Regions from separate parts of the Mus musculus genome. Here all the other regions are linked to region 1. The links are chromatin loops, found by intact Hi-C in ENCODE. Cell type or tissue: left cerebral cortex. All regions are shown on one strand. Region 1 holds the start of Pold1 (polymerase (DNA directed), delta 1, catalytic subunit). Region 2 overlaps Syt3 (synaptotagmin III). Region 3 holds the start of Gm15517 (predicted gene 15517). Region 4 holds the start of 1700008O03Rik (RIKEN cDNA 1700008O03 gene). Region 5 overlaps Fam71e1 (family with sequence similarity 71, member E1). Region 6 holds the start of Emc10 (ER membrane protein complex subunit 10).

What was found. A loop is a pair of places that touch in the nucleus more often than their neighbours do. Peaks named below come from ENCODE experiments on the same cell type or tissue, not always from the same donor. Only the 100,000 strongest peaks of a DNase experiment are listed, where the experiment ranks them.
Region 2: it touches region 1 in a loop (2.1-fold over the local background); 3 of 42 quality-filtered maps call a loop at or near these places.
Region 3: a loop joins it to region 1, with 2.5 times the contacts of the local background. A loop is called at or near these places in 3 of 42 quality-filtered maps.
Region 4: a loop joins it to region 1, with 2.9 times the contacts of the local background. A loop is called at or near these places in 7 of 42 quality-filtered maps.
Region 5: a loop joins it to region 1, with 5 times the contacts of the local background. A loop is called at or near these places in 22 of 42 quality-filtered maps.
Region 6: it touches region 1 in a loop (2.6-fold over the local background); 18 of 42 quality-filtered maps call a loop at or near these places.

The regions. Positions count from the first base shown.
Region 1 is chr7:44,547,268-44,551,267 of GRCm38, reverse strand. Pold1 (polymerase (DNA directed), delta 1, catalytic subunit) reads left to right here and starts at 2,453. Exons shown (of 27, transcript NM_011131.3): 1 at 2,453-2,513. Nr1h2 (nuclear receptor subfamily 1, group H, member 2) reads left to right here. Exons shown (of 10, transcript NM_001285517.1): 8 at 424-523; 9 at 760-968; 10 at 1,137-1,652. The coding sequence ends at 1,283. In left cerebral cortex, a CTCF peak has its summit at 2,260; a DNase peak (open chromatin) is centred at 2,360; H3K4me3 peaks cover 720 bases; H3K27ac peaks cover 476 bases.
Region 2 is chr7:44,396,455-44,400,454 of GRCm38, reverse strand. It overlaps Syt3 (synaptotagmin III), which reads right to left. Exons shown (of 11, transcript NM_001114116.1): 10 at 1,302-1,369; 11 at 425-919. The coding sequence ends at 1,304. Among named protein-coding and RNA genes, the nearest start is that of Syt3, 14 kb to the right of the region's middle. In left cerebral cortex, a CTCF peak has its summit at 1,701 (motif pointing left); a DNase peak (open chromatin) is centred at 1,688.
Region 3 is chr7:44,260,484-44,264,483 of GRCm38, reverse strand. Gm15517 (predicted gene 15517) reads right to left here and starts at 3,043. Exons shown (of 3, transcript NM_001384596.1): 1 at 2,950-3,043; 2 at 2,813-2,872; 3 at 2,593-2,695. The coding sequence starts at 2,964. The coding sequence ends at 2,684. It also overlaps a transcript of Acp4 not described here. In left cerebral cortex, a CTCF peak has its summit at 1,566; DNase peaks (open chromatin) are centred at 1,074 and 1,552; H3K4me3 peaks cover 638 bases.
Region 4 is chr7:44,371,937-44,375,936 of GRCm38, reverse strand. 1700008O03Rik (RIKEN cDNA 1700008O03 gene) reads left to right here and starts at 907. Exons shown (of 6, transcript NM_027049.1): 1 at 907-950; 2 at 1,413-1,614. The coding sequence starts at 1,548. Gm39001 (a long non-coding RNA gene) reads right to left here and starts at 1,440. Exons shown (of 2, transcript XR_882056.2): 1 at 1,368-1,440; 2 at 34-413. In left cerebral cortex, a CTCF peak has its summit at 2,261; DNase peaks (open chromatin) are centred at 922, 1,433, 1,715 and 1,965; H3K4me3 peaks cover 2,138 bases; H3K27ac peaks cover 1,969 bases.
Region 5 is chr7:44,500,082-44,504,081 of GRCm38, reverse strand. It overlaps Fam71e1 (family with sequence similarity 71, member E1), which reads right to left. Exons shown (of 5, transcript NM_028169.2): 4 at 3,644-3,932; 5 at 2,948-3,114. The coding sequence ends at 3,058. It overlaps Mybpc2 (myosin binding protein C, fast-type), which reads left to right. Exons shown (of 28, transcript NM_146189.3): 27 at 259-445; 28 at 2,240-2,383. The coding sequence ends at 2,250. Among named protein-coding and RNA genes, the nearest start is that of Fam71e1, 5.5 kb to the right of the region's middle. In left cerebral cortex, a CTCF peak has its summit at 2,194 (motif pointing left); a DNase peak (open chromatin) is centred at 2,183.
Region 6 is chr7:44,494,365-44,498,364 of GRCm38, reverse strand. Emc10 (ER membrane protein complex subunit 10) reads left to right here and starts at 1,947. Exons shown (of 7, transcript NM_197991.3): 1 at 1,947-2,109; 2 at 3,485-3,557. The coding sequence starts at 1,996. It overlaps Fam71e1 (family with sequence similarity 71, member E1), which reads right to left and starts at 1,770. Exons shown (of 5, transcript NM_028169.2): 1 at 1,635-1,770; 2 at 1,332-1,450; 3 at 732-862. The coding sequence starts at 1,677. In left cerebral cortex, a CTCF peak has its summit at 2,023; a DNase peak (open chromatin) is centred at 1,840; H3K4me3 peaks cover 2,735 bases; H3K27ac peaks cover 1,739 bases.

The sequences.
Region 1 (4,000 bases):
GTCCTGACCCTTGTGGGGTGTAGTCAGCTGCAGGGTCCCATCCAACAAGGTATCTGGAGCCTCCAGAGAGCCAGCCAGGGAGAAAAGGGAAATGGGCTGAGGTAGAGAATAACGGAGGATATCAGATGGGCTGTTAAACAGGAAAATGACCCAAAGACTCCAAAGGAATGGATATTGGAGCCAAATCAAGGATAATGAAGTATTGAGAGTTAACTGTGTGCAGAGTTCTGAATGCTAAGAATTAAACCTCTAGCCTGGGCCTCACGGTAATGTGGGGTTAGTGGCCTTGGATGGGGCAGTGGGTGATAGAGTTGAAGGAAGGAAAGTTAAGAATGTCTTACCTGGCAGAAGGGTGGCAGCCTGCTGGTCTTGGCACATTTGACTCTGGGGCAGCTGAAGAGCCCTGTACCTTGTCACCTCCAGATCATGTTGCTAGAAACAGCCAGACGCTACAACCACGAGACAGAATGCATCACGTTCCTGAAGGACTTCACCTACAGCAAGGACGACTTCCACCGTGCAGGTCTGTGGAAGGCACTGACTTGGTCCTGGGGTTTCTGCCCCGTTGGCCCTCCAGGCCAGGCAGGCACTGGCAAGGAAAGATCATGTTTAGCGAGGCCAGATGCATCGTGTAAGAGGCACTCACAGGGTCTGTGTGGGGCGGAAGCCGGAGTAACTGTCACAGGCTGTCCTTCCTTCCCCTTTGAGTGCCCTGGGACCAGGGTCCGGTGTGAAGCTGGGCTGGGGCTGCTCTTGCAGGCTTGCAGGTGGAATTCATCAATCCCATCTTCGAGTTCTCGCGGGCCATGCGGCGGCTGGGCCTGGACGATGCAGAGTATGCCTTGCTTATCGCCATCAACATCTTCTCAGCCGATCGGCCTAATGTGCAGGAGCCCAGCCGTGTGGAGGCCCTGCAGCAGCCCTACGTGGAGGCGCTCCTCTCCTACACGAGGATCAAGCGCCCACAGGTACGGGAGCTGCCTGTTGTATATGAGCAGTCTCAGTATTGGGGTCCAGTGGCACATGTTGGGCACACTGAGCCTGGGGCCTGACCACTCAGGGTGCTGGCTTTCCAGACAAAGCTGGCTTTGCAGGACAGGGCCCCAGCAGGACCGACTTGCCTCCTCTCCCTGCAGGACCAGCTCCGCTTCCCACGCATGCTCATGAAGCTGGTGAGCCTGCGCACCCTCAGCTCCGTGCACTCGGAGCAGGTCTTTGCATTGCGACTCCAGGACAAGAAGCTGCCGCCCTTGCTGTCCGAGATCTGGGATGTGCACGAGTAGGGGCAGCCACAAGTGCCCCAGCCTTGGTGGTGTCTTCTTGAAGATGGACTCTTCACCTCTCCTCCTGGGGTGGGAGGACATTGTCACGGCCCAGTCCCTCGGGCTCAGCCTCAAACTCAGCGGCAGTTGGCACTAGAAGGCCCCACCCCACCCATTGAGTCTTCCAAGAGTGGTGAGGGTCACAGGTCCTAGCCTCTGACCGTTCCCAGCTGCCCTCCCACCCACGCTTACACCTCAGCCTACCACACCATGCACCTTGAGTGGAGAGAGGTTAGGGCAGGTGGCCCCCCACAGTTGGGAGACCACAGGCCCTCTCTTCTGCCCCTTTTATTTAATAAAAAAACAAAAATAAAGTTTGAGTACAAGCCATTCCTGAGCCCAGTGTGGAGAGGGTGGGCCATCTCTCTGCCCAGGTGACTGCGCTTGGTCTAGGTTCAGGCCACAGGGGTAGGGGTCGCTCCGCCGAAGACAGGTTATCTTCATACAGCATAGTTTGAGACACTAAGGCGGATGGAGGCCAGTGGAAAAGGAGAGGAACTTTAAGAGGAGGGTCTCAAAAGAACACTTCTTTTTTTTTTTTTTTTTTTTTTTAATTTTATTTATTTTATTATTATATGTAAGTACACTGTAGCTGTCTTCAGACACACCAGAAGAGGGCATCAGATCTCATTATGGGTGGTTGTGAGCCACCATGTGGTTGCTGGGATTTGAACTCCGGACCTTTGGAAGAGCAGTCGGGTGCTCTTACCCACTGAGCCATCTCACCAGCCCAAAAGAACACTTCTTAGGGCCAGGTTTTCAAAAGCTGAGGACTGCATCTGGCCATGAGTGTCATAAGTCAGGAAATGATTTGTGGGGCAACAGAAGTTATACAAGAACCTGGGCGTGTAGGGACTCTGAGGAAAACAGAAAAGAAGCTTGCTTCTAGCAAAGCATCAGGGTAGCATCCACTGTGGCAGTCTTCTAACGCTCCTGCAGTGGGCGCTCGGGGACCGCAGGCCAAACCCCTAAGAGCCAGGATGCTGGGGGCGTGTCCTTGTTCCGTTAGCGTCATGGGGCGGGGCCACTTGCGAGAGGCGTGGTTGTGGGTCCTCCAGAGTGGGACGTGGTTTGATCGCCCAAGCGGGCTAGGGGCGGGACCCAGCGGGCGCGCCGCAGCTCTGGGCCTGCGCGCAGAGGGTTCAGGGGTCACGGCGGCGTATCTTGTGGCGGGAAAAGCTGTTTGAGGCGGTAAGTAAGGAAGAAGAGTATGGGGCGCTCGGTCGCGCAGCTGACGCCTCGAGCAGAGTGCTCGCAGAATGTCTGCAGCTGGGGGAAGGATAGAGCAAGGCTGGCAATGCAAAGGACAGATCCCCTGGAGCTTAGGACCTGGGGTGCGCTGGACTGTCCGGGTGTGGGCTCAGCGGCGTGCACGCTAGCCAGGAGGGAGGGGCCGGAGGTGCAGGGCGTTGGTGCCTGTTCCGCTGTTCGAGAGACAAGGCGACGGTATCAGAAAGTCCAGCAAGAAGTAGGAATGAGCCGGGAATAGTGGCGCACTTTTATCCCCCGCACTCGTGAGGCAGAGACAAGCGGATCTCCGAGTTTGAGGCTAGTTTAGTTTACAGAGTGAGATCCAGGATAACCAGGGATACACAAGAGAAACCCTGCCTCAAAACCCCAAATTTTTTTTAAAAAGTAGGAATGGGAGGAAAAGTAATGCCTTAGAGCCTTTTCTTTTTTTCTTAGTGCGTGCGCTATGATGCGCACGTGGAGATCTGAGGACAACTTTGTGGCGTTGTCTCTTTCCGCTATGTGGATTCCCTAAGATCTAACTCAGGCTGTTCAGCTTGGCCAACAAGCTCAAATATCCATTCCGCTGTCACATCGGGCCCCATGTGATGCTTTATATACTAAATAGAACAAGCAAATTGATACTAGATGGGACAGTCTGCTTACCCAGTTTGGTGTTTGGTGGGGGAGGTGAGACATATCCCACAGTCCCAGAGCAACTGTCACTGCAGGGTCCCAGGGGAGGAGCCAGGTGTGAAGCTGGCAGTGTGTGAGGTACCCTGGGGAAAATGAATGGTTACTGTTTTAGTGTGCCACCATCACCACAGCGGGAGTGGGAGTGAAGACAGCTGTCCTGCAGGATGCTGCAGCTTCAGAGAGCATCCCTCTAGCGAGTGGGGCTTGCACCTGGGTCTGACTGTCCTGAGGGGAATGGGAACGTTGTGCCTCCAAGAACATCCCTGTCCGGGAAAAGGGGAGACTGAGGTGACAGAAGCAGTTTGTGGGAGTGGAGGAGCTTAAGGGGCCACCCCTCCAGGAGAGGTACAGGAATCCTTGGATCTGGCAGCCCTGGGAGAGGTGACATGAAACAATTGTTCAGCCTTTGGAGGCAGGAGGATGGCATGTTCTAAGCCTGCTAGGGCAGCTTGGTGAGATGATGTCTCAAAATGAATAAGAGAGCCAGGATGTAGTTAGTGGTACAGCCTAGAATCCCTCAGTGAGGGGTTGGGGTGGGACTCAGTATTGAGCCCTGCTGAGTTAAACCCCCAGACCTCTACTGGCTTTTGAGACTCAGGCTTTCTAGCTCAGACTTGGCTTTGAATTTGCCTTTGAGGCATACAGCTTGGATTATGGGTAATGGCAGATCCAGTATGGATTGGCTTATATCTGGGAGGTATGTTGTGAGTGACTTACTGGCGAAGCTACTGTTTGTCATAGCACCGCCTTCC
Region 2 (4,000 bases), 150 kb after region 1:
TCACTTTCCCAGAATGCTTTGCAACCCGGAGTTAAGTTCAGCTAGGTTTGGGCAGTTGCAGAAGTTGTGAAATTCTTAAGGACAAGATAGTTGCATAAGGGAGGCCTCTGTCTGAGATAACTGCTTGGATGTCATTGCATAAGAACATGCCACCTGGACCTGGGGTAGACAGCCTATACTCTGGAGAGGAAGGCCAAGCCAGCCTCCAAGCTGCCCATCACCTAGGATGGTCTGTCTCTGGAAGGATTTTTAGAAGCACACGAGAAATTTCTGTCACTTCATCTAATTTCAGTTGGAAATCCTGTTGTGGTTTCCATCCGTAATTATCATTTAGAGGCTAAGGCTTGGAGAAATCACTTAGTGGCCTAGTCACACACACTCTCAGGATCCAGCACACCTCCTGGCCCCAGGGAGACAGGTGGGATGAGACTCACAGAGTGTGTTTATTTCTGGTGATGATAGCAGCGGCAGAGGGGGGATTGGCCAGACGCAGATGGAGGGACAGAAGGGGTGGACACTGGAGGGTGTGTCTGTTCAGGGGACATCAAGGATTGGTCTGTCGACATTCACAGTGAGGACACAGGCCAGAACAGCAAGACTTGGACAACAGCAAAGAGACAGACAGATAGACAGACAGAGGGCTGGGGGCAGGGGTCCCCAGACATGCATGGCCCCTTGCCTCTAGGGGGAACTCTGGGGATAAGAAGAGAGACAATGGAGGCCGAGGACCTCCCACCCTGAAACAGGGAGCTGGGCCTGCTGCCTCCTAGCCTCACACCTCCAGGAGAAGGAGGGGTAGGTCCAGGCAGCCCCGCACCAGCCGCTCGGACATTATGGCTTCGAGGAGATGAGTTCACAGTCCGGGCAGGAAGGGATGGGTCCTGAGGGTGCCTGGTCCAACCCCAGGCCTTGACCAGACCTAAAAATTGAAGAGGAGAGACCTGAGAGGGTAGGATGCAACCATGTGCTGTATCAGCACCATGGAGGGAGCCTAACACTTCTCCCTCAGGCACAATCCCCTCCCTCAGACTCAGCTCCCCTCCCTCGGGCCCAGCCCTCCTCCCTCAGGCCTAGCTTCCCTCCCTCAGGCCTAGCTTCCCTCCCTCAGGCCTAGCGTCCCTCCCTCGGGCCTAGCCCCCCTCCCTCAGGCCTAGCTTCCCTCCCTCGGGCCTAGCCCCCCTCCCTCAGGCCTAGCTTCCCTCCCTCAGGCCCAGCCCCCATCCCTCAGATCCAGGGGTCCAGGCCCAGTGGTCCTCCTCCAGTCAGAGCTCAGAGGTGTACCTGCCTCCTCTGTGTCTTACCCTCACTCTGAATTCTCTTTCTCTGACAATCCTTTGCCACCCTTTGTGAAGCTGCTCAGAGTCTTCTCCTGGAATTGGGGGTGAAAGAGAACAACCTCCTTACCCAGCAGGATTCGTCTGTCCCACTCTGTAAGCTGTCTTAGTTCCCAGGGGGGGGTTGGGAAATGGCATCACCATCCATTCTACCAGTGGGAAAACTGAGGCCTGAAAGATAACAATCTAAAAACTCAAGGAAGACAGGGTCATGGAAAGGGGCCATAAGGCAGGTCCGGGCCTCAGGAGGTACTGGGGAGCCACAGAGGGCTGGGCTGTCTAGGTAGAGGTTGTCAGGCTGTCAGGCTGTGGCCACACTCAGCACCTTGGGCTGAAACCCCGCCCTCCAGCGAAGGTCTCCATCCTGCAGTGTCACCTAGTGGTGGCAGTGTGGCTCACTGGAAGTTTACAGAGAAGTAGAGTGTGTGAGGTCATTGCAACAGTGAATGCCCAGGAAGACACAGCTTCTGTCCTCACAGAAGGAAGGGTTCCATCTTTCAGGATCTCAGCTCTGAGCTCTGGGTCTGGCTGTTCAGCCTGGTGGATGTGTGTGTGTGGCGGGGGTGGTGAGGGAGGGGGGTTGGGGGGGTGGATGTGTGTGTGTGGCGGGGGTGGTTGGGGGGTGGATGTGTGTGTGTGGCAGGGGTGGGGGGGTTGGGGGGGTGGATGTGTGTGTGTGGCGGGGGTGGTTGGGGGGGTGGATGTGTGTGTGTGGCAGGGGGTAGGGGGGTTGGGGGGTGGATGTGTGTGTGTGGGGGGGGTGGTGGTGGGGTTGGGGGTGTGTGTGTGTGTGTGTGGCGGAGGGTGGTGGTGGGGTGGGGGGGTGGATGTGTGTGTGGCGGGGGTGGTGGTGGTGGGGTGGTGGAGGATACAAGTCTCAACAGAGAGAAGAATTGATTTGGGGTTAGCCTAAGCCTCAGGGTTTAGGGTTAGGCTCAGACTCAGGGTTAGGGTTAGCCTCAGACTCAAACCAAGATTTAGGTTTAGCCTCAGAGTCAGACTCAGACTTGGATAAAAGGTTAGCCTCAGACTTAGACTCACTCATTCCATAGCCCAGTCTGACTTGGAACTCACTCTGTAGTTCAGGCTGACTTAAAATTCAAGGGGGACTCCCTGTCTCGACCTCCCAAGAGGTCTTAAAGGTGTGAGACAGGCACTGGGTTTATGCACTGTTCAAGGGTAAATTTTCCTTAGAAGATCAAAGTGATAGAAAACTACCAAGAAACAAAAATTAAGCTACTGAAATCTACATTATTCTAAACAGAACTTACAGTAATTTGACTTTTCTTGGCTTCAATGGAAGCAAAGTTGTCAATATTTTCCAAGTGGATGTCTTTGCAGAGAAAATGGCCACCTTTGACAGTGGACCCAAAAGTGTGTATGTGTGTGTGTGTGTGTGTATACGTGTACATGGTGTATACACATGTATCTTGTGTGTGGTGTATACATGTGTGTACTGTATGTGTGGTGTGTACATGTGTGTGCTGTATGTGTGGTGTGTACATGTGTGTGCTGTATTGTGGTGTGTACATGTGTGTGCTGTATATGTGTGTACTGTATGTGTGGTGTGTACATGTGTGTGCTGTATGTGTAGTGTGTACATGTGTGTACTGTATGTGTGGTGTGTAGGTGCCCACATCTATGTGCATGCATGCCTATGCACATACGGAGGCCAGAGCAGGATGTGGGTCCTCTATTGCTGCTCTCTCACCTATTGCCTTGAGACAGGGTCTCTCCCTGAACCAGAACCTCACCACTGGAGCCCCAGGACTTGGCGGTCCCTTCCCCTCAACACTGTGGTTACAGGCAGGGCAGCCATAGGGCCCGGGGATGCAGGCTCAGGACCCCCTGCGTGCATGGCAAAGGCTCTTACTCACTGCATGTCTCCCCAGTCCCACTTTGTGTTTTGAGACCAAGTCTATCACTAGAATCTGGGGCTCATCAATTAGCCTATGCTGGCTGGCCCGTGAATCCCAGGGTTTCTTCTATCTCTGCCTCCTCCCCGCTGGGTTTTTAGGGAGTGACTCCAGACCTGACTTTTGCCTTCATTCTAGGAATTTAAGCACCATGGTCCTCACACTTGCACAGCAAGTACTGACTAAGCCATCTCTCCAGCCCCAAGAGGCTATTTTAAACAGCTCTCGCAAGGCTGAGAAGTGGTTGCACAGCTTCTAAATAAAAAAATGGCCACTGGGTGGGTCTGGAGAGGTTAATAAAAGGTTAAGAGCACTGGCTGCTCTTCCAGAGAACCTAGGTTCTGCTTCCAGCACCCACATGGTAGCTCACATCCATCTGTAAGTCTGAGTCCAGGGGATCTGGCACCCTGTTGTTCTGGCTTCTGCAGGCACTGCACGCAAATAGTTTGCAGACACACAGCAAGCAAAACACTCATACACATAAATTACACTCTTTCTAAAAGTGACCACAGCTGCCCAGTCTCCCCAGCCTGGGTCCCCTTCTTACCTTGCCCCCCTGAACCTCCTTCTAAGCCTCTCCCCAATGCCCTCTCTTCCAGAATGCTCTCCCAGGGCCTGTACAGAGGCCTTCTACCTCAAAAGACTCAGACCACAGCCCCTAGGCAAGAAACCAGCACGCAGTGGTCTTTGCAATGGACACTACCCTGTGACATTTTGTTACATTGTCTTTTGAATGTGTGACTGTTGTGA
Region 3 (4,000 bases), 290 kb after region 1:
TAAATTTTTTTTTCTGTGCCTGTGCGCCGCAGGGGTGCAGTGCCCACGGAGGCACCAGAACCCCTGAAACAGAAGGTTTTGAGCTGTGGTGTGTTGCTGGGGATCCAACCCGGTCCTTTGGAAAAGCAGCCAGCCCTTAACCACTAGCCGTCTTTCCAGCCCTAAAACTGTTTCTTAATTCTAACTCTGCTTCACACTGGCTGGGTGCTTAGGAGTCCTCACTGCCTTTGCAGAGGACCTGAGTTTCGAGTTTCCGAGTGCCCATGTCTGGTGGTTTGCAGCTGCCTAGGACTCTCTAGCTCCAGGGAATCTAAACCCTCTTCTGGGTTCCATGAACACACACACACACACACACACACACACACACACACACACACACACGCACACATACGCAATTTAAAAGTAAAATAAGATCAAGGGGTGGTGGTTCACCCTTTTATTCTAGGACAGGCAGATGTCTGCGACTTCAAGGCCAATCTGGTCTTATATAGTGAGTTCCAGCTAACCTGACTCAGAAATAAGTCGATTAACTAAATTATAATCTTTAAAGCACATACTATAATCCTGGCATATAACAGGTATTTACTAGCCGGGTAGTGGTGGCGCATGCCTTTAATCCCAGCACTTGGGAGGCAGAGGCAGGTGGATTTCTGAGTTCGAGGCCAGCCTGGTCTACAGAGTGAGTTCCAGAACAGCCAGGGCTACACAGGGAAACACTGCCTCGAAAAACAAAAACAAGTATTTACTTTTAAAAATAAGCATAGTGATAATAATAATAAAAAAAAAATCCCATCTTTGTCTGAGTGAAGGTCTGTGAAAGAATTTCCCGGGCAGCAGAGCTACCCATTCGAAGCGCTCAGCTTCCTCACAAAAAGGAGCCGCCTCAGAACCCCAGCTGCCCATTCATAGCACCCTGGGGAACGTTCAGAGCAGAATCGATGCTCCGTCCCACCCCAAGCCCAGTGGTGGGAATTGACAAAGCCCTCAGTGGCTCTCCACAGCGCCGGCCCGAGACACATCCATCTCCGCTGGACTGCGGTTGAGAAAATGCCAAGTTGATAGCTCCCTGAGGACTCAGAAACCACATAAATGGTCAAGCCCTGGGGGAAGGAGGGATGTGGAGGGCGCAAAGGTTGACTTGGTTCCGCGGTTGAAAAACCGCTGACAGCCAAGCCCACCTGGAGAGTGAAGAGACGGGGTGAGGCAGGAAGGTTTGCTCCGGAAGCTTTCAATGGAGGACTCGCAGACTAGGGGTTGCAAAGGGCTCCTCAGCCCGCTCGGAGTGTGTGGCACAGCAGGTGAAAAGCCGTTAGGGTGCGGCTGCTCAGCCGTTTTTTTGAGTTACGGGGCTAAGGGTATAGCAGAAGGGCCTGGTGTGAGCCATGTGGGTAGGGAGGTGCAGGGAGGGAGAGGCCACTCTATTTACAGGAGGAGGTGGATGCTTGGGAAATACCTGGTTGAGAGCTCAGGCAGGAGTCTCAGTCTCCTGCCAATTAAAATCTAGGAAAATAGTCTGACACCGCCACCATGCGGCCATTTCTGGTTTTGCGTACAAGGAGTCCTTGCATTTGAGGACAAAGGGTGCTGTTACTGGCTCTGATCAACAGAGGGCGCGACCGCTAGTTCGTCTTGGTCTCAGTTTGCTTGTAACCCACTAAAATTGCGCGGATCTGAACTAAACGGATTTACAAATCTGTTCGTGATTGGAAATTTCTAGTCCTTTTCCCGAAGACCCAGAGCATACAAATGATTTTTCTTTTTTCACTTTGGGGAGGTTGGAGGAGGCAGGAAGGTTGGCGTGTGCTAACAGATCTCCTCTATTTTGGGGTTCTGGACACTTCTATTGGAAAGGGATTTGATGGCAGGTGATCACAGTTGAATAGGAGTTTGCTAAGACAAGAAAAAAATAAAAGGAAGAAATATTATCATTTTTTAAGATAACCAGGGAAGGAATTATATCCAGACTCTTTACACACAGTCGCAACATCTGCCCACACCTTTGATCTCTGGCAATCCTTAGTGTGGCCTTTCTTTAAACAGATTTTCACCTTTGCTGGGTAGGAGTGCTCAGAGAGACAGGTCTGAAGTCCTGAGCAAGCTGTTTAGTGCCAGATGGAGAATTGGGCCCTGGAAGTTCTTTTCTGTGCCCTGGCACTCACAGCTGAAATGCCCCTTAAATACTCATGTGACCTAAAGATTCCTACGCATTCTTCAAAACCCACTTCTCCCTCAGACCTAGGGGTCCAAGCTCCAGCACTCCTCCCACAGACATAGGACTCTAAGCCCAACCTCCTCCCACAGATGCAAGAGATCCAAGGCCCAGCCTCCTTCCACAGACTTGGAGGTCCAGGGCCCAGCCTCTTCCCACAGATTTTGAGATCCAGGACCCAGTCTCCTTTCTCAGACCCAGAGGTCCAGGACCCAGCTTCCTCCCTCAGATTCAGAGGTCCAGGGCCCAGCCTCCTCCCATAGACTTGGAGGGACAGGTCCCTAGCCTCCTCCCTGAGATCTAGGGACCAGGTCTCTCCTTTTCATCTTCCTGCTGAGATCCATGGTTGTGGGGAGCAGGGCTTAGGGAGCAGGGAGCCTTGGTCTGGTGCTGTTACATTTATTGGATCTCAGAGGCCAGCGCAATGGCAGAGCAGGCGGGGGCCAAGCTGGTGGAGTGGGGCGTCATGCCTTCTTACTGCTGAGCCTAGAGCAGAGATAGAAGTACAATGTAGACACGTGGCAGCTCAGGATAGTAAAAGCTCCAGGGCCAAATGAAGAGAGACAGGAGAGACAGAGCCCTCTCATCCCGCCTCCCCCTCACCTTGTTGAAGAAGTAGATGGAGGCTAGGATGGTGAACACGGCCATGGCCAAGGTCACATTCTGGGGGAGGAGGTCAGGAGTCAGCTCCCTCCCCTCCCTCCCCCCACCTCTGCCCCAGCCCCTTCACCTGTCCTCACTTCCTGCAAGTTCATAGCCATGGGTCCTAGCCGCACAGCACTTGGCCTCCCTCACCCAGACCTCGGAGTCAGACAGGAAAGAGGCTCCGAGAATGGGAGGGGGTTGTCGGGGAGACCAGAATGGTGACCATGGAGACCAGGGAAGGGCATTTTGGGTAGAAGAGACATTCACACTGGGGATTGGTGGGGAAGGGGATGTGGGTGTGTAATTCACTCATGGTACCTAAATCCAGCATGAAGACCTATGAGATTGGAGAGTACGGACCTGGATCTCCACACTGGGTTCTCTTTTCTTCCCTAGAGTGTGCTGGGGAGCCATGGGAGAGTTGTGAGCAGGGAAGGAACAGATTGGCTCTGGTATGTTGAGGCAGGAGAATGACTGAGGTATAAAGACGGGGTCCAGTGGTACAGGCAAAATGGCATCCTCGTGTCTGCCAGATGCAAGGGTGGGAACTAACAGTCAGGACTTAGCCTAGAATTTGGTCCCCCAGCTTGTGAAGGTGGCAGAATGTTCATCGTGGTGTGAAGCCTGGTGCTGGTAGGTGACAGCTTCTGAGCTCTGGACCACAGAGACAGCAGCAAGGCACTTTGACTGTGACCACTCAGTGTTCTTTGTAGGTTCCTGACTCCTCTTTATACCTTTAAAATGACTTTCCAGGTTATTAGAGGTACAGAGGAGAGGGGAGATACGTGTGTGTGTGTGTGTGTGTGTGTGTGCATGCACGCGTGTGCGTGTAACTGCCTCCACCTCCCACTGATGGCTACCAGCTGTGCATAGAGGGAATGCACCACTGGAGGGGCCCCACTCTTTGCAGTGATACCTCAGGCTGGACACTGAGAGGGGGACACACATGGTGAGAAGCCACTTAGGGTGATGCCAGTGTGGGCTTAATCCCAGCTCTGACGCCTGCCAGTGGAATGACCTTCGGTGACTCACAAAGATGTCTTCACCATTTTTTAAGTAATCCCCCACCCCCACCCCAGCAAAGGAGCTCAGGGGTGACTCAGTGGGTAAGTACTTAAGTGTGAGGACCTGAGTTTGATTCCCTAG
Region 4 (4,000 bases), 180 kb after region 1:
AAATGTTGGAAATCATGGTTACAGAAGACTGAATGAGACCATTGAAGTGTATGAGCTTTTTAAGTGGCCAGTAACAGCCAGGCATAGCGGGGCACAACTTTAATTTCAGCACTAAGGAAGCAGAGGGGGCCAACTGTATGTAGGCCAGCCTGGTCTGCATAGTAAGTTCAAGGGGGGTGGGGTGGGGGTGCGGGTACATAGTGAGCACTGTGTTGAAAAAACACTAAAAACCAATCCCCCTCCCCAAAGCAAAACAACCAATCAAAACCAGCTAAATTGATCAAAGTTTAGGTTTCTCAATTTCTAACAAAAAATTGAGAGCTTCAGGCACAGCTGGATCCAGCCAGGCGGTCTTTCCTTCATCTTTGCCTTCTGGCAAGTTCCGAATCTACAAGGTAACACCGTGGCGACGCCTGCCCTTAAAGAAAGAGAAAGAGACTCCTAGCTGTGCTCCAGAATCGGGACTGATTTGTAAATTAGCTCAGAAAGCCACAGTGACAACAAAGACCACCTGGGAAGGGAGCTTGGGGACTCTATTGTCAGAAGGGGCGTGGTGACACATTCCTAACATTTCTGACTCTGGAAGGCAAGGGCCTGCCTGGATAAGGGACTGAGTTCAAGACCAGACCGGGATACATAGGCAGTTATTAAGAGGGAGAAACAGGCTACAAAAAGTGAGCCTGTGGATGCATAGACGAGACAGCTAAAGGGTTTTACAGCCTCCTCGCCTCACAGGTCCGAACTCACAAAGGATAGTCTACCCGGCACCTGCCTGCAGAAAGCCCCCAAGCCTGGCACCCAATGACACTTTTCTCACGTTCAGGAATAAGAGCCCCAGCCTTGCTCTCACATTGGGCACCATGGTAACCAGACCCTGCCTACCGTCCCCTCCCCCCTAGAGAACTCAGTTTCTGTTTGTCTCCAGGAGTCTAGCCGGTGCTGAGCAGAGGGCAAGTGGGCTCAGAGAGGGGAAGAGAGAAGGGCGAGGTGGTGGGAGTGGAAGCTGAAGCAGCTATGGAAGAGAGACTGAGGAATGGGCCTGGGAGAAGGGGAACGGGAAATAGGGAGGCTCAGAGAGGGTGACAAGATTGGTGAAGGACTGCAATGAGGAGGGGGCAATCCAGGGGGCTGGGGAGGTGCTGGGGAAGCTGATGGAGAAAAAGACCAGGGAGGTGGGACAGAGGGCAGAGACTTCTGGGAGAAATGTGGAGGACAACTGGGAAAGGGGGTTTAGAGGGAGGCAGACAGAGAATTGTGAAAACCGGGGACAGGGATGGTTCAGGAGGGCTGAAGAAAGAGAAGCCATGAGACAGGAAGAGATGGAGACGGAAGTAGAGTTGCAGGGAAACAGGAGGTGGGGCGCACACCGAGTCCCGGAGGTTAGGGGAAAGCGTGTGTCCTTGTGGTCTCAGCCTTCCAGTTCCGTGTTTGTCCCTCGTGGTTTCAAAGAGCAAGAAGCAGAAGTCCAGGAAAAGAGCTGCGCTGTGTGGCCCAGTGCGAGCATCTCGCCCCATCTTTCTGGACTTCCCCAGACCCGCTTCTCCAGGATGCAGCCAGAGGTGGAGCCTTTAATCTCCCCCAACCTGGGCGCCCCTGGCTCACACAGGGAGACAGGTGAGCAGGTCTGGGGGCCGGCGAACCGGCATTCCCACACTGTTGGTCCTCGAGCCTAGAACTACATTTCCCAGGAGCCCCTGCCTTTCTCTGGCTGATACTCTGGGTACAGAACTGCATTGCCCTTGGGGGTTCTGCAAGTCTCTGGCCAGTGTGGGAAGCCTCAAACCACATCTCTCAGAAGCTGTTGCAGTCCCCCTGCTAATAATTCTCTGAGCTCATACTACTTTTCCCAAGAGGCTCCCTTGCCAATATTCTGAAATCAAAACTACATTTCCCAGAAGGCCTTGCAGATCTCTAGCAAAGACTCTGCGGGTCCCTGGTCAGTATTCTGGGTCCAGAACTACATTTCCCACCAGCCTCTGCAGTTACCGGGCTCATTAATAATCTTTTAACAAGAAGTGCTGCAGCTATCTGAACGTAACTTCTGGGCCCCAAACTACATATCCCATGAGACACTTGCAGTTCCCTAGCCAACACTCAGATTTAGAACTCTGTTCCCCTCACCCTCTGCAGTTCCCTGGCACATACCCTCGGTTTACAAAGAATTTACCATGAAATGCTGCAGTGTCGTTCCCCCCTCCTCCGCCCCCCGCTAATATTTCTGGGCCCAGAACTGCAGTTCCCATGAACCTCCTGGGCTTCAACAACGCTTCTGAGTCTATTTTCCCTAGATACCTTCACTCCTTGGTCTTGCACAGTAGTTCAACGTCTTCCTGTCCTCAATCCCTGGTTCTTATTTTCAGATAGCCCCACCTCCAACCCAGATGCAGAACTAAACCCTAGGTGCCAATCTTCCACCACAGCCCCACTCAGAGCCCCGACCCCACCCCCCAGCCCTGTCTTACTTTCTTTGCCCATAGTTGAGTTTGCCACAGGGACTTTGCCTCCCCATCATTAAGTCTTTCTGCTTCACCTGGGCACAACCTGGTTCCAGGGAGTCTTCCTAACACGCAGCTAGACTATAGCTGTCTCTTGCTCACGTCAGCCCCAGGCTTGCAGCCCTTTCCAGCACAGCTCACTTCCCAAATGCTGAGTTGATGTCATCCCAAGAAGATTCTGCATGGCTGTAAGTAACAGAAATGTGAACTCTGTAAAAGTAGAAATGGCATTTGTTCTATACAAAAAGTACAGAGAGATTAAAGTCAGGGACACCACTAGGGAGCCAGTTTCTTTCATCTCTCAGAGTTTTGATTTGAGACACATTTCCTTGGCATAGCACATAACTTTGGCTTGCTATTACCTCACGGTCACAAAGCAGCTACTACAATTCCAACCATTCTCTCCAGAAGTCTTCATTCTGAGGGCTCCCTAGATGTCTTCTCCTGCCACTTCAGCTGCAAACACTAAGCTGCCCACTTGGCCGACCGAGTAAGAGGAAACAAGATGACCTTATTCTTCTGCACAGGGGTTTCCAGCTCTAGCCGAGGCCCATTTAACAAGAAGCTTTACCACTGGGGCTCAGGCGGTCCTAGTTTTTTGGATGCTTACCTGGTGGAGATAATGAACCGGAGCTGGAACATTTCGGTATAAGCCTAATGACTATTTCTGAGTACCTGGGAAGAGAACTATAAACCTCAAGACCCCATGTGGTCACCTTCCTCCACCTAGACCCTCACCTCCACAACAGCCCACCGTCTTCAAAACTGGGTATCATTCGTTCAAATGTGAACCAGTAGGGACTTTTCACATCCAAACTACAAAATGTAGCAAACTCCTACAGTCTTTAAGTCTCACTGTAACCTACACCTCCTCAGGGAGGCATTCTGGGATTGCCTGGGGGGAGAATTTCCTCTGCCATTCTAAACTGGGAGTTCTCAGGACAGAGTGGCTATTAGTCATTTGGCTAATAATCTTTTTAAGTTTTCCGGTGAAAGGGTGTTCTCCATTGTCCTCCAAGACACACAGGAAGCACAGAGATGCTATTGAGGAGTGAAATTCTTTTTTTTTTTTTTTTTTTTTTTTGGTTTTTCGAGACAGGGTTTCTCTGTATAGCCCTGGTTGTCTTGGAACTCACTCTGTAGACCAGGCTGGCCTCGAACTCAGAAATCCACCTGCCTCTGCCTCTCAAGTGCTGGGATTAAAGGCGTGTGCCACCACCGCTGAGTGAGGAGTGAAATTCTTGCATCAAGTGAATTAGTAAATACTTTATTTTCCCCCAGTTTTGGGATCAAACCTAAAGATTTGTGGTGTCAGACAGGGGCTCTAACACTGACATGATCCTAGTCCTTCACGGGTGGATTCTAGGCAGGTGCTCTACCACTGAGCCACACTCCACCTTCTCACTGGGTATTGTGGTTTGAATAAGAGTAGCTTCTAGAAGCTCATGTATTTGACTGCTTTGTCACTAAGGAGTGGATCTGGTCTTGTTGAAGGATCTATGTCT
Region 5 (4,000 bases), 47 kb after region 1:
CCAGGGAAGGGTGGGACAGGCAGGAACTGCAGGGTTGGGAGAGGGAGCAGACAGTCCCAGGGCCCTGGGTGGGAAGTCATCATCGGGTCTGTCCCCAAAATAGCAGTGCCTGGAGCACAGGGAGGAAAGGTGGGAGGTGATGAGGAATAGTGGCCAACTGGGGTCCTCTGTCTCTCCTGTGTACCCATGCAGGTAGTGTCATGGTTTCTGTCCAGGACATCCCTTTAAGTCAGCTTTCTCCCTGGTTCCCTTCCCTAGCCAAAGGTGGTGTGGATGAAGAACAAGATGGAAATCCATGAAGATCCCAAATTCCTCATAACCAACTACCAGGGCATCCTGACACTGAACATCCGCCGACCGTCACCCTTTGATGCAGGGACCTATTCCTGCCGCGCCTTCAATGAGCTGGGGGAAGCCCTGGCTGAATGCAAACTGGATGTCCGAGGTGAGAAGGGAATGGTCCCACACTGACTGACCCTAATCCAGGGCCCCTGGCGAACCTACCCAGATGCCCCAGGCAAGAAGGCAATACAGGTCATGCAAAGGCCCTGGGGTTGGAGAGCACCAGCCCTAGCTTGTGCCCCACCTGCAATCCCTCCTCTGTCAAGCCTCCTCCTGTCCTTCGCCCCTGGAATCAGAGTTGAGCTAGCGCTCCCCTACTCGTCAAACTCCCCCACCATCACCACAGTCTTTCCAGCCTGGAATTCGGTGTCGCGTGTCTTGGTGGGACCACAGTGGTGTCGTGTGTCTTGGTGGGACTACAGTGGCTACATATGTCCCTACTCTTGGTCTCTGGCATATGCTGAACCATCTTCCAAGAAAACTTCCTCATCTCCTTTGCTGGATTCAGTCCCCAAGACATTGTGGAAGGAGGCAGATCAGGTGGCCCAGAGTACACATTAGCATGCCCCTGCTTGATCTGGAGACACTTGACAATGCTGATGTCCCTGGCCCTGAGACAGCTTAGCAAACAGGATCTTCAGCCCCTCAGGGACAGTTCTGGGAGCACCCCGCCTCCCCCTCCCACTGGCTGCATTCTGGAGTCAGGCTGAGCCACCCTCTATTCTGGGGTCTTCTTGTGGGTGACTAAGTCAGCTCAGATGCATCCTCACGGCAGACTCCCGCTGACTTCTGACAGCTGGCAGGTTCTCAGAGCATCCCCATTTGGGATTTAAAATGACTTTTAAACTGTCTGGGGTGTGCTGCACATCTGTCATTCCAGTACCCAAGAATGCTCAAGCTGATCTAGGAGATGTGAGTTTGAAGCCAACCTATGCTACAGAGTGAATTCTAAGTCAGCCTGAGTTACATAGTATGATCCCGTCAAAACATTATAAAGTGAAAAATCAAGGGCTAGAGAGATGACTCAGTGGTTAAGAGCACTGGCTGCTCTTCAAGAGGCCCCGAGTTCAGTTCCCAGGACTCCATGATGGCTCACAGCCATTGGTAGCACCAGTTCCAGGGGCTCCAAAGCCCCCTTTAGGCCCTGCACATGGAGAACATAAACACACACATAAAATAACTGATTAAATTTTAGAACAAGGGCTGAAGGGATGGCTCAGTGGTTAAGAATACTGGCTGCTCCTGTGGTCCTGAGTTCAATTCCCAGCAACCACAAGGTGGCTCACAGCCATCTTTAATGGAATCTGATGCCCTCTTCTAGGGTGTCTAAAGACAACTACAATGCACTCAACATAAAATAAATAAATTTAAAACATTAGAAACAATTTTAAAAACAAAAGGCCCGGCATGTCAAAGCACATCTGTAGCCATAGTTCTTAGGTGCTTGAGATATCAAGAGCCTCAACTATGTGGAATGTTGGATGCCATGAGACCCTTTCTCTTTCTGTGGGTCTGGAGACAGTGTTTGTCTAGCACAAAGCCTCGGCTCCATCCCCAGCACTCTGTAAGCTGGCCACAGTGGTGGATGACTGTCATCCCAGCATTGGGAAGGTGGAAGCAGGAGGACTAGCAGTTCAAGCTACATATTTGAGTTCAAGGATATCTGGGGTTACATGCAGCCCTGCTGAGGGAGGGAGGGAGGGAGGGAGGGAGGGAGAGAGAGAGAGAGAGAGAGAGAAAGAGAGAGAGAGAGAGAGAGAGAGAGAGAGAGAGGACCATGACTACACTGGTGTTTGCTGGATGGGAACTCTCTTGCTCCCTCTGCTGGCGGATTTTGGGTAGAGACATGGTGCAGTCCATCTTACCCTGCCTCACCCACCTCTCATTTCTCCTGCAGTGCCACAGTGACAGCTCATCACCTGCTAAATAAGTCATCAGAACCCGGACACCAGCGCTGCAACTCTTGGGATGGCAGTCATCTTTCCAGAATGATCACTGTGATAAAGAACTGTTGCTCAAATTATCATGTGTCCATCTTTCCAGAGTCTGTAGTTCTTGTCCCCTTGTGGGTGGGGTTAGTCATTGCGGTCACCATCTTGGAAGACAGCGTCTGCTGGGGGAACTGCTTGTCATGGCATTTACAAGAGTCAAAGGTGGAGCTCATGCCCTGTGGCCTAAACTCTCTTGAACATTACCTACAGAGAGGAGGACACAGGCCTGTCACCACCCACAAAGGACAGCCAAGACAGGTCTGGGTACAGCTGTCATTTTAGCTATCTGGAAGGCTGAGGCAGAGGTAGAAAGGGCAGAGACGTCTTGGGCAATTAAATGATACCCTGCATTAAAATAAAAAGTGAAAAGAGAGCTCAGGGACTCAGTGGTAGAGCCCCTGTCTAGACCATAGTGAGGGGATGGGGTGTGGCTGAGGGTGGGGTCTTCCTTAGAAGGTGGAGGCTCTGGATGTCACCTCCAGCGGAGGGAAAAAAGGGAAGCCAATTGGAAAACCCTTGCATATCAAGGCACCAAAGGCAGAGAGGCCTAGAGGAAGCCCTGGAGGCAGCCTGTTGCCTTGGTGATTGTCACATAAAGAACCAGGGCTTCAGTGTAGGTTTTAAGAGCCTGATCTTTATTAAGTTTAAAATTCCATCTCTCTGGCTCTGAGCTGAGCTGACTTGATTTCTGGTCCTTTGGCGATCTGGAAGGATCTTGTCTGAGTCAGAGCCCCCAGAGTTCTGAGACCTGCGGGTCGAGTCTGGCCTCTGTGGCTTGAAACTAAGAAGAGTGTACATCTGAGAGCCTGACCAGCATGAGGGTCTGGGTTTGAGAGAGGTGGGCCTGTGGGCGTCTTGGGAAGAGGCCTCACCTTCCACAACTGTCATCCTCAGTTCCCCTTTCAGGGAACTGGACATGTACGGCCAGCTGTAGCCCACCCCTTCAGTGAGACGGTTTCTCTCCCTAGAACCCACTTGGTGCCAAGAACCCACTTGGTGCCAGGCAAAGGCTGGGAGATGGCTGTGTGGTTTCTTTTAGGGCACCTGGGCTAACAATATCAGCCACACAGTCCCTAGTCTGCTGCAGACCCTGTAGCCTTTTCCTTAGAACCCCTAAGAAGATGGAAGAAGGGAGGAGTTCCTTTCTCCTTAGGCCTAGAGATCCAGGACTGGTTTTCCTTCCTCAGACCCAGAGGTCTAGGCCCCAGCCCTCCTCCCTCAGACCCAGGGGTCCAGGCCCCAGCAGGCCTACCTGGTCCCTTTCCATCCTTCCTGGCCCAACATCCCTGGGCTCGAGGTCCCGCCCTCACCTCCGGGGGTTGCAACTGCCCCTCCTTGACTTCCTCCTCCTCCTCCTCCTCCTCCTCCTCCTCCTCTTCCTCAGGCGCAGTGTCCTCGTGCGTGAAGGGCACTGCGCAGGTGGGCGAGTGGAATCGCAGGCGGTAGAGCAGCCGCACCCAGCGGCCAAACTCGCAGTCGCGGGTCTCTGGAGGAGAGCGCAGTTGCAAGTAGAAGGCGCGGCCAGTTCGGAACTTGACCTTGAGCTGCTGGCGGCTCTCATCATGCACAAACAACTGCACAAATTGCAAGGGAAACAGCCTGAAGAGAGAAGGGGAGGCTCAGTCATGGTCTAGTCCATGTCACCATCGCTGTGGACTCCCACTACT
Region 6 (4,000 bases), 53 kb after region 1:
TCTACTGACCAGGTCTCTCTCTCTCTCTCTCTCTCTCTCTCTCTCTCACACACACACACACACACACACACACACACTCAGAGCCCCTTTTTACTTTTTTAAGACAGGGCCTCACTAAGTTGTCCAGGTTGCCACTTTCAAAGCTCAATTTGGCCTTGAACCTGCAATCCTGTTTCAGCTGCTCAAGTCTTGGGATGACAGGCCTGTACTATTAGGCTTGGCTTTTTTCTATTTTCTCCCTGTCTTTCGTGAACTGAGATAGGATGAGAAAGGATTCAGGTCTCCAAAAATACCACAGTATGTACATGTCCTGTAAGCGTGTACACGTTTCCTGCATGCAGCTGAGGCAGGGCAAGGCCTAGGCTGGGGGAAGGGGTGTTCTGTTCTATGTGAGGTTTGTACTTGGTGGTATTGATTTTCACAAGTTTTCAGGAAGAGGGGCAGAGTGGACAGTGGACTGTGGGACCCTGGGCCGTGGGCCCAGTCTTTGAGCTTTACTTTATCTCTCTGGGACAGAGTACCTGGAAAGCAGAAAGCACTGTGTAAACAGCCACCATCCTGACCCTGTGATGCCACTGAGGGCTGTCCTCCCTCATCTCGCCTGACTTCTGACCTCTGTGAAGTGCCCTGCCATTTTTCTTAGTGAAGAGGTTTGGTGGTGATCTTGGTCCCTGGGTGGCAAAATGGCGGCAGGGAGGTTGGAGGAAGTTGGGACTTAGAGGGGCAGTCACCCGAGGAGCTGCAGGTGTCCATTCTCCTTGTCAGGGCCGGCCAGCAGCAGCAGGTCTGGCAGCTCCAGGGCAGGACTAGAGGCTGCCACCCCCATGGTGACCTTGTTGGCGACTTCTCCAAACCGGGTCACCTGGGGCCAAAGGTTAAGAGGATCGATAGATGGAGAACAGAACTCAACAGGAATCTGATTGGGTCTTGGGGATCTTGACAGAGTGAAAGGTCATGAACTAGGGGAGATGAACAGTAGGTTAGGGATTGGGAATGTGGCTCAGAATATAAGCACACATGCCTAGAATCCCCCGGTGCAGGGCTAGGGTGTGACTAAGGGGTAGAGCTCCTGCTGAATAACGAGTGAAGCCCAGAGTACCAGCCATATTACCTCTAAAAAGGAAAAAAAAAAAAAAAAAAAGGCTTGTGGGCCAAAGATTTTAGGATTAAAGGACAAGAACCATATGTGTACAGTCAAGGAAACTGAGACAAAGGCTTCTGAAGACACAAAAAGCCCAGCGGGCTCAGAGGTGATGTGGATCACTTGGAAAGAACGACAAATGATGGGGGAGATCCGTACATCAACGGGTCGGAGGTCCGGGGCTCCACACCTGCACGAAGTTGCTTTCAAAGATGGGAAAGTCGCGCAGCTGGTCGAACTCGCCGCTCAGGAGGTGGCGTTGGAGGCGCCCAGGGCGGCACGGGGCGTAGGCTGGAGCCAGGGGGCGGTCTGCAGGGGCGAAGCGCGAGCATCCATCCCAGGATGCCAGGTACATGAACTCTGACCGAGGGCGCATGCGGGGCAGCGGCCTCCGCATTGCTGGTCCCATACCTTCCCCGGCTCCCTCTCTAGGGCCAACCCCTCCAGGCAGAAGTCCTTTTGTCACCTTCCATCCCCTCAGAACTGGTCTCACCTGCTCCGCCCCGAGCGGCCTTAAGATCTCGACCGCCCTTCATCGCCACGCCCCGGCCCTGGGGAGGAACGCCGAGTGAAGCCTGGGACAGACAGATAAAGGGTGGGGCCTAGAGCTTGTGACTTTACAATAGGGTGCCCGGCGTTCCGTGACGTCAACGACGTCACTTCTCTCCCAGGTGGTGTCACCGGGAACGTGAGCCCTAGAGACCCGGATGGAGAAATGGCCGCCCTGACTGCGGGAGCAGGCGGACGGGCGCTAGTGCGCAGGCGCGGCGTGCGGCGCAGGCGCGTGAGCCTCAGGATGAACCCTGTGTTTCCTAGCGGGCTGTATGGCTCTCGGTTTTTCTCAACGCTCCCGTATGGTGGCCGCGGGTGCCGGGGTGACCCGGCTGCTAGTGCTCTTGCTGATGGTAGCCGCGGCTCCTAGCAGAGCCCGAGGCAGCGGCTGCCGGGTCGGGGCCTCCGCGCGTGGGGTGAGTGCTAGTGGCCGGGGCGGGGCGGCCTCCTGTGGGCGCTAGATGGACCCCATCATGAATATTCATGAGAGGATGTGGTTTGCTCGGAACCTGAGCTGCGTGGAGTAGTGGTAGCTAGCCTCTCATCTCCGTGCTTGGGAGGCTGAGGCTGGAGGATCAAGGAGTTTGAGGCTAGCTTGGATTGCTTGAGATTGTCTCAAAAATACAAAAATGGGGGTGTGATGGTGCACGCTTTCAATACCCCTATTCGGGAGGCAGAGACAGGTGAATTTCTGAGTTCGAGGCCAGCCTAGGACAAAGGGAGTTCTAGGCCAACCAGGGCTACACAGTGAGACCCTGACTCAATAAGTAATTAATAAAGATATGGCAAGGAAGCAGTGCTCTAGTGCTAGGGTTGGAATCATGTTTCTGAATATGCACGAAGAAGTCAGGTCCTTCAGGAGCCAGAGTGCTGTAGGATGCCTGGCTAGGAGAAGCTTGAAATTAAGACATCTAAGGCTTAGGCCTGGGTGTGGGGTGCAAGGTCACCTTGGGCTACCTAAGGTCCTGTTTCAAAAAAACCCCAAAAATAGGGTGCTGGAGAAATGAGGGCCAAGAGAACTGACTGCTTTTCTGGAGTACCTGGGTTTGCTTTCTGGCACCTACCTAGAGGCTCACGACTGTCTGCTAACTTCAGTTTTTGGGGATTGCACATTCTCTTCTGGCACACCAGGTACCAGGCATGCACACAGGGCACATAGGTACATGCAGCAGATATCCATACACAAAATTAAAAAAAGAAAAATTACAAAGAAATTAAGCTGATGGTGGTGGTGCTCATGTGTAACCCCAAGCGCTCAGCAGACGTAGGCAGGAGGATCATCTCCGGTCTGGATCAGGGAGTGATTTAGTGGGACTCTGCTTCAGAACCGTGGGAAAGAAAGTGTGGATCTAGGATGTGCCAGAGAGAAGTGGGCTTCTTGCCAATGTGAATGGTCAGAGTATTAGCATGTGCAAAGGAAGTGAACTCGTGAATGAAAACCTGAATGACCTGGGGTGGGGGGCAGAGCAAGGTGGTATTTACCTGTAGTAGCAGCACGAAGAGGTGGAGGCAGAAGAATTGTGAATCAGAGGTTAGCTCGGGCTGTGCACTGAGACTCTCAAAACCAAAAAAACCAACAAAAAGATAACGACCCGGGCATTGGACATGAGAATAACAAGCTTTTAGAGTTTTCTTTGGGCTATGGAAATGGACTGTGTCATGAGAGGCAGTCCTGGGCAGAGCACCTGTGATTGGATGTGAGCATGCAGCTACGGCCTGTCCTTCAGCCTGTCCTTCTGCCCCGCCCAGAGCGTGAGTGGTTCTTACTTGGGGTCCTTGTCTCCCTTGCAGACCGGGGCCGATGGCCGTGAAGCTGAGGGCTGTGGCACCGTGGCTTTGCTGCTGGAGCATTCATTTGAGCTCGGTGAGATCAGTGTGTCTTCAGCCTTACGCCTGCCCTTTGGTGGCGAGGGCGGAAAGCACAGACAGGAGAGGACTTGTCTTTAGATGCCCCATGCCTGTGGCTTCAAGGTTTCAAGGGTTTAGTGCTTGTCAGTGTGCCCAAGGGCCTGGGTTGCATTTCTGCTAATGAAGATTATAAACATACACATATACATATATATGCATATGTAAATATATACACATGCACCACATGTACACTCCACACATATACTGATTCATACATATGTATGCATATGTACATGCATATGTACATGTGTGATGGGTAAAGAAACTATTTCATGCCAGGCAGCCTTCTTGGTACCCACTAGCCATTTGTCATTCATTCCAGTGCCTGGAAGATAGGTTCTTAGTAACACCCATCCAAAAATGTACAGCTGTGACCATCTTCTTATTATGATATGGTTA